3 separate regions of the Homo sapiens genome follow, and all the other regions are linked to region 3. A link is an interaction called in ENCODE POLR2A ChIA-PET data of the cell type or tissue named here. Cell type or tissue: MCF 10A. All regions are shown on one strand. Region 1 overlaps SLC35G2 (solute carrier family 35 member G2). Region 2 holds the start of IL20RB (interleukin 20 receptor subunit beta). Region 3 has its middle 32 kb from the start of SLC35G2.

Region 1 (2,500 bases), 52 kb before region 3:
CTGAGCTAGGCTATAGGAGAATGGTAGACAGACCTGAGGATTTTGCTGGGCTGTGTCAGTCTGGGTTATAGAAGTGGGTGGAAATTACAACTAAGGGACTTGGAGATGAGGGGAGGTAAGAAGACAGATCTGATGGTATTGAGGTAGGGGCTGCTAAGAGAAGCATCAAACAGGAGGGCTAGCCCAGGTTTGAGCTGGACACTCCACTGACAGTTCTAAAGCAGAAAATTAGGGAAGGAATAGTCAGGGGCTTATCAGCTATGCAGTAGCTTCTAGAAGTCAACAGCTGGCTCTGGGAGGGAAAAGATTGAGAAAAACAAAAGAAATAAATAAGAGCAGAAGGTATAGGGGAAAAGGTAGGGGTGAGAGTTATCAGTCTGGTTAGAGCTGGGCTAAACATTTAGTCTTACCATCAGTTTAAAAGCACCTGGACCAGTTAGTTGCTGTACAGGCAAAGTCAAAGGGAGAAGCCTGGCCTCTCTCTACTCAGTCAAGGTTCATGACTTTAGGAGACTGCAATGAACCAGGCATACCAGGAAAGGAAAAGGTTAACTGAGGTTGAAAAAAAAACTTTATGTGGCACTTTTAAACAAGCAGGTTGGTTTGGCTTGTGTGACTATGATGGTGCCTGATTTTGAGCAGAGCAATTTGTGTTGTGACATTTTAAAATCCATTCTGGCACTTGGTGATGAATGTGTTGGCTGGCAGCTAAGAACTTGCTAGAATGCAAGTATGCAAGTCTTCACCATTTATAATCGACACTTCCTTTCCAGGAAAGAGCCTTTCTAATCTTTGAATCAGTGGATTTATCAATTTGCATAAAATATGCCATCCTCAATGAACACATTTATCATCTACCACTTAACTTTCCTTCTGTTAAAAAAAAAAAAAAAGCAGAATCACCTTCCTGTGAGTCAGCAGCTTTAAATTCAGCTGTGCTGGGTGAAGCTGTTAAGGGTAGGAAGGAGCCATCACTAGAAGGGGGAGAAGCAGGAATAAAATGATCTTTTCTATTTCCATGATTTTTTATGTTTCTGTTTAAATGGTTAAATACCCAATTAGGTTAGATGCTAATTAAATGTAAAATTACTGGGCTGTTCCAATATGCATGTTAAAGTTGTACTTCTTGGTTGTTTGTAATTTACCTAACTCTTGAGAGATCATCAGAGCAGCCCAGCTGAGTTTAAAGAAGGCTTCCAACTGCCCAGGATATGCATCAGTTCCTGAACAAAAAAAGAACACCCCAGGATCAACAGAAGCTACTATCAAATCCTTCAAACACTACATGCACCACATGCTCACATTTGTCCTATTTTTGCTACTATTTATCCACAAAAAAGCCAAGCCTGAACTCCTTCTTGAGGCCAAAACTTAAAAATATACCAAATGAATCAGTTCAAAATTTTACAAATTTGGTTTGGCTTAATCATAACTGATTCTTCATACTATTGACACCGTTGATTCTTCACACTATAGATACCACTCACTAAAATTACAACTCAGTCACCTCTTCCCATATACCATATTTCATTAAAATCAATGTAAGATAAGAAATGGTTACCAGATGCCATCGTTTCAGACCAAACCATATGTCAAATTTTGAATAAACCTAACAACATCTGATTGGTTAAGTAGCATACCTAGATTTATTAAAATCACTACACTCCTTTAATGTCTGTAGGAGAACATGCATGCACAAGCACACACACGTTGTGTGTGCATTTATATATATATATATATATATATATATATATATATATGTATATGCTACTGCAAAATTGAAGAGACTTTACCAAGTTCTGTCATTGACAGGGACATTATATATAAAGAATATACATACTGTAATTCACCTCATCAAGAGTTAATTTTATGGCCGGGCACAGTGGCTCACACCTGTAATCCTAACACTTCGGGAGGCAGATCACTTTGAGCTCAGGAGATTTGAGACCAGCCTGGGCAACGTGGCAAAAACCCATCTCTACAGAAAAATACAAAAATGAGCTGGGCGTGGTGACTCCCGCCTGTAGTCCCAGCTGTATACATGGGAGGCTGAGGCTGGAGGATTGCTTGAGCCAGGTAGCAGAGGTTGCAGTGAGCCAAGATTGTACCAGTGCACTCCGCCCTGGGTGACAGAGCAAGACCTTGTTTCAAAAAAAAAAAAAAGAGTTAATTGTACCAGGAACATGTGGTGTCAAAATTTAAAATATGTGAACTCTTTGACCCAGCAATGCTATTTTCAGGGATATATCCTAAGATCATCACCAGCAAAGTATATAAGGATGTGCATGCAAAAATATTCATCATGGCTTTCTTTATACAATGAAAAATTGGAAATAAACTTCTCATTAATGGGATGCTGGTTAAAGAAAATCATTACTGTAATATGCAGCCATCTAAAAGGGTAATTTATATGTATATATATTTACATAAGAAAACCCTCATGTCATATTGCTGAGTAAAAAGAAAGATGTCAATGAGTATTCATGATGTGATTCTATTT
Region 2 (2,500 bases), 170 kb before region 3:
GCTGGAAAGAGAAGTAACCACCTGAAGCTAAAGTACCTGGGGTCAAAGAGAGGTCTTGGAAAGACGTAGAAGGAAATACTGAAGATGCTGCTTCTGGTGGGAAATTATAACAATAAAGGCCAGGAGGAGGAAATGAAGGTATAATATGCTGACTGTTAAGCCAGCAGCTGCTTGTAGTCCATATTCGTTTTCAAGGAGTAGTGAGAAATAGGGTTAAATAAATATAGGGTGGGGCCTGAATATGCTGGGTGATGAGAGACAACAGAATTTGGACACCATGTGCTGAACAACTGGGAGCTGTGAAGGTTTTTAAGCTAGGAAAGAACACCATAAATTTGATGTTTAAGCCAGTTCTACACCTTTGCAAATTGTCTTAGTACTGATTTGTTACCTGATGTAAACTAACTAGAATAATTAAATTAGTTCTGTGTAAAACACACACACACACACAGAGAGTGAGACAGAGAGACAGAGAGAGAGAGAGAGAGAGAAAGTACTCAAGGCTCCCATCAACACTGCAAAGTGCCTAGTGTCTTGGAGTATCAAAATTAGAAGTTTCTCTTAAACGTGATTTGACATGAACAAACATCAAAGGCTACAGAGTTCCAATTTTAAGACAATAAAGCAGATAGGTACAAGCAACCAGGAGTGGAGCAGAGAAAACTATGTAATCTCACTGGCAGGGGAAATGTCCCAAACCAAATATTTTTTAGAATGCTATGGAGTACCTTTTCTTCAATGACCAGTAGAGAAATCCAATTTTTATAAGTCTCGTATCCAATGTTAAGCTCACAAATTGTCTTTTTATTCATGTGTATTTTGCTAGAATCTTTGTTTTAATTTGTTCTTACAGTTAACATCTCCAAGACACACACAGTAAGTCTGAAAGAACTACATTGCACTATATAAAACCAGACGATGAGATAAGTAACAAAGTGCACAGAGCTCTGCTTTTATTTATTTTGATGATTTCTCTTTCTAGATTGTTGTGTGGACATTAAGAAGAGAGATTTCCAAACAGAATGCAGGCCTTTTCTTTGGGATGTGGGAATAGAGGTTTAGGAGGTGATAAATCTTTTGTAAAACAGATATACGATATTCTATACACATATTTCAACCCCAGGCCCTGGGAAAGTATTTTTTGCCTTCTTAACCTATATTCAAGGCCCAAACTATTGGATGTATTCTAATTCATACTTACCTGTGAGCAAACATGGAATCAATGCGTAGAAAAACCACATGAAAAGACTTGTCCAGATTTCTTCTAGAACCATTGTGAAAGTCTGCATTTGGTAGACTCAGTTTGACCTAGAACATTGTTTCTTTCCAAAATAAAGCATTCTGTCCATCTCAGCCATCTTTCTTCAGAATGCATATGTTGGAGCTGAGGTCTGAGTCGCAGCGAAGCCTGAATTGTTCTAGAGCCGGCCCAGGAAGCTCAGAAAGGGCGGGCTCCGAAGCACCCTCCTTTCTGCCCAAACCCAGATGTTGCATCAGCAGGGAGTGGCCTAGGAGAGTTCCAGAGAAAATGTAACTTTGGGGAGCTTGAGAATCTGCCTATGAGCAATACCCGGACCACAGGCTCTGTCCTAAAGGACTCTGCACCTCCCTAAAAGCCAATGAGCAGGCAGGATTATCTCCCTCCCTCATTAAATAGCTGTCCTCTTCCAAGTTTCTCTCTGTGAGTTCATTCAAGCTGGGTACTGACTAGCTCTTTTTTCTAATATGTACCCACTTCAGAAAAACTAAAGATATTTGAAAAAATTTAAAATACCCTTCTAAAAGTCAGGAGGGTAAAGAATAATATATAGCTTCATATTTGCATGCATTTGCAAAAAGAAAAACTAAAAGAAGATATAAGAAATGAACAAGATTGGTTACCTTGGGGCAGAGAAAGTGGGAATTGGAAAGGTGGAAGAGAAAAATGGGAACAAGACTTTTGACTGAATATCTTTGTATATCGTTTGATTACTGAGTCACGTGAATGTATTACTGAAAAATTAAAACCAATTTCAATAGGTGGAAGAAAAACCTTGTGATAGTATTTAGCCCTTTAAAATTTAGCCCTTGAAGGACTTTAACCACCCTAATGTGCAAATACAATAGTGGAATAAACATGGGTTCTAGAGTATAATGTATTTTGGTTCAAGTTTCAGAACTTACAATGTAACCTTGGGAAAGTTGGTCATTTATTTATTCATTCAAGAAACCTTCACTGAAGGCCTACTATGTGCTAGTTCTTAGGAATTCAACAGTCCATTCCCTCAACAAGAATTTCCCAACTAGTGGAGAAGATAGACACGGGAATAATCATAAGTCAATTTTTAAAATGAAGGGACAGCAATATTCGTAAGGAAACATAGCATCACTAAAAAGAAACATCTAACCCAGTTTGTAGGATTACAGAAAGCTTCCTGGAGGAGGTGACTCCAGGACTGGGTGTTAAACTCTGGAAAAAAAAAAAAAAAATCAGCCAGGAATGTTGTTTTTAGGAAGCAAG
Region 3 (2,500 bases):
GCTGGCACTGACCCCCTTGGGCTCCTCGCATGGGCCTGTCTGAGCTCCACATTGTGCTGAGTATGATACATACCTAGTATGGGACAAAAATAATGCTTGATCTCAGTGTGCCATAGTCCTGTGTTCCATCCAGTAAACACACTGCTTCCTAGGATTAATGTCTCCCTGCAGAAAGGAAAAGCAAGTTGGAATGTCATTTTGTGTGTGTGAACTGTAAAATGAGTTTGAGTACATTTCAAATTTGCTCTTTCTTGCCCTTTTTTTGCCATCTAATAGTCATGGCCAACTCATCCATTAGGTACAGCTAGCACAGTATCTAGGGACCGAGATACTTTTAAGGGCCTGCAGAATGTTTTAATTTTAATTTCTTTTAAAATCAGAATAAATAAAAATAAATAAATAATAATAAACATATAAAAAGAATCCAGTGTACTTAAAGCCACTGAACTGTATGGTTAAAAATGGTTAAAATGGGAAATGTTATGTATATTTTACCACAATAAAAAAAAAGAAACCAGCATGGATTATATTCATCTTTATACCAATGCAGTTATAAAATATAATTTTTAATATTTATTATGGAGGGAAGGGCCCACAGATTCAAAACTGCCCAAAGCTCATGAATGTTATCATTTGGCCCTGTTAGTAGTTGGTTAATTCATATCAAGGAGAAGTTTTGTATTTATGGACCAAATCATATGGACTGCACTTCTCTCACTTCTTCGTGGCCTAACCAGGAAGGTTACACAGCATGACCCAGATTCCTACCACGTGCCACCTGGTGACAGCTACACAGACTGTTCAGGGGAGATGCTGAGTACAGTGGTTCTGAGAGACTTGTTAGTTTTGGTCTCTGCACAGCAGGTCCTGCCTTATTTAGCACAGTGAAGCTAGACACTCTGAGGTAGTCAATTTTACTCCAAAGGGCATTTCTCATGCTTCTCTTTATTAACAAATCTCTCTCTCTTTGGACTACCAAAACAGTCTTCTGGCAGATCTCCCTGACTTGGCTTTTCTCCTACCCAAACCAGAATTATCTTTGCAAACATATATCTCCCTGGAATAAAGTTATTTAATGACTTCCAACATTTTCATTATTTCAGAAAGCTTGATAGAAATCCCGCTTTAACTCATGAGAGTGCTTTTAAAAGTAACTAAAAAACTGCTTTAGTTTGTGCTAGAATTATACCAGCATGGTTACTACAATTAATAAATTTTGAGGACACAAATTAATTATTTTCCAGACGCATAGTTTGTGTTGCAATGAGGTCTTACACCCATGGATCCTTGGGAGAAAGATCATGAATGGATCCTTGGAAGTGAAAAAGTATGGAGATCCCTAGAAATGTCTCAGCTGTCTGCCTGACCATTCTGGGAGGACAGTATCACTCTGGTCAAAGAGAAATTACTGACTAGCTGACTATGGTACAGAAGGTGGGGGAAGATGAAGAAACATCACATTAAAATTCAGTGCAAAGTGAAAGCTTGTCTTGAGCAAGGGTGAATGACTCAGCAAGAAATTGTTTACAGGATTTTAGTTTCTGCTCTCTGCAATTCTTATATTAAATAAAAAGCGGATTTTCATTATCTACTTGAAGTAATTCCATTACTCACCAGATAACAAATAAGCAACAAACACACTTCCTAGGATATTTTTTTAATCCTAAAGTGAAAGCAGTGCTTAGAATCACAAATGCTTGGCATGTATGGTCATTAACAAAAATTTGGTCTTTGGCAGAGTGAAAGCTTTGGTTTTTAAGTTCAGTTCCGCTTGTTTATCGTTGTAGTGCATAGTTATCATTCCACATTCCTACATTCAATCCCCTTTCTTCTGGTAACAGTCATACACACACACACACACACACACACACACACACACACACTCTTTCACACGCACAAATTTTCTTGGGAAAAAAATATTTTTTTTCCACATTTGGAATATCCTTCAAGACTCCCATAGGCTTTGGAGGGCACCAAGTCCTGTGCTCTCTGCTACTACTCCTTTGAATATCAGAGTGATCACATGTTCCATTCAAAACAAAATCGGGCAGGGCGCAGTGGCTCACTCCTGTAATTCCCAGCACTTCGGGAGGCTGAGGCAGGCAGATCACTTGAGGTCAGGCATTCGAGACCAGTCTGGCCAACACAGTGAAATCCCATCTCTTTTTTTGTATCTAAAAAACTACAAAAATTAGCCAGGTGTGGTGGCATGCGTCTGTAGTCCCAGTTATTCAGGAGGCTGAGACAAGAGAATTGCTTGAACCTGGGAGGCAGAGGTTGCAGTGAGCCAAGATCGTGCCACTGCTCTCCAGCCTGGGCAACAGAGTAAAACTCTGTCACACACACACACAAAAATAAATAAATAAAATAAAATAAGTTTATCATGACTGTAATCCCAGCACATTGGGAAGCACAGGCAGGCAGATCACTTGAGGTCAGAAGTTTGAGACCAACCTGGCCAACATGGTGAAACCCCATCTCCACTAAAAATACAAAAATT

What was found. Peaks named below come from ENCODE experiments on the same cell type or tissue, not always from the same donor. Only the 100,000 strongest peaks of a DNase experiment are listed, where the experiment ranks them.
Region 1: POLR2A ChIA-PET joins it to region 3 with 5 read pairs; 3 of 35 experiments call an interaction of 5 or more read pairs at or near these places.
Region 2: POLR2A ChIA-PET joins it to region 3 with 8 read pairs; 2 of 35 experiments call an interaction of 5 or more read pairs at or near these places.

The regions. Positions count from the first base shown.
Region 1 is chr3:136,837,507-136,840,006 of GRCh38, reverse strand. The region is part of intron 1 of SLC35G2 (solute carrier family 35 member G2); the gene reads right to left. Among named protein-coding and RNA genes, the nearest start is that of SLC35G2, 20 kb to the right of the region's middle. In MCF 10A, no CTCF peak of the experiment used is centred here; no DNase peak of the experiment used is centred here.
Region 2 is chr3:136,956,903-136,959,402 of GRCh38, reverse strand. It overlaps IL20RB (interleukin 20 receptor subunit beta), which reads right to left and starts at 1,420. Exons shown (of 7, transcript NM_144717.4): 1 at 1,202-1,420. The coding sequence starts at 1,289. The region is part of intron 2 of IL20RB-AS1 (IL20RB antisense RNA 1); the gene reads left to right. In MCF 10A, no CTCF peak of the experiment used is centred here; a DNase peak (open chromatin) is centred at 1,532.
Region 3 is chr3:136,785,929-136,788,428 of GRCh38, reverse strand. No RefSeq gene overlaps it. Among named protein-coding and RNA genes, the nearest start is that of SLC35G2, 32 kb to the left of the region's middle. In MCF 10A, no CTCF peak of the experiment used is centred here; a DNase peak (open chromatin) is centred at 1,468.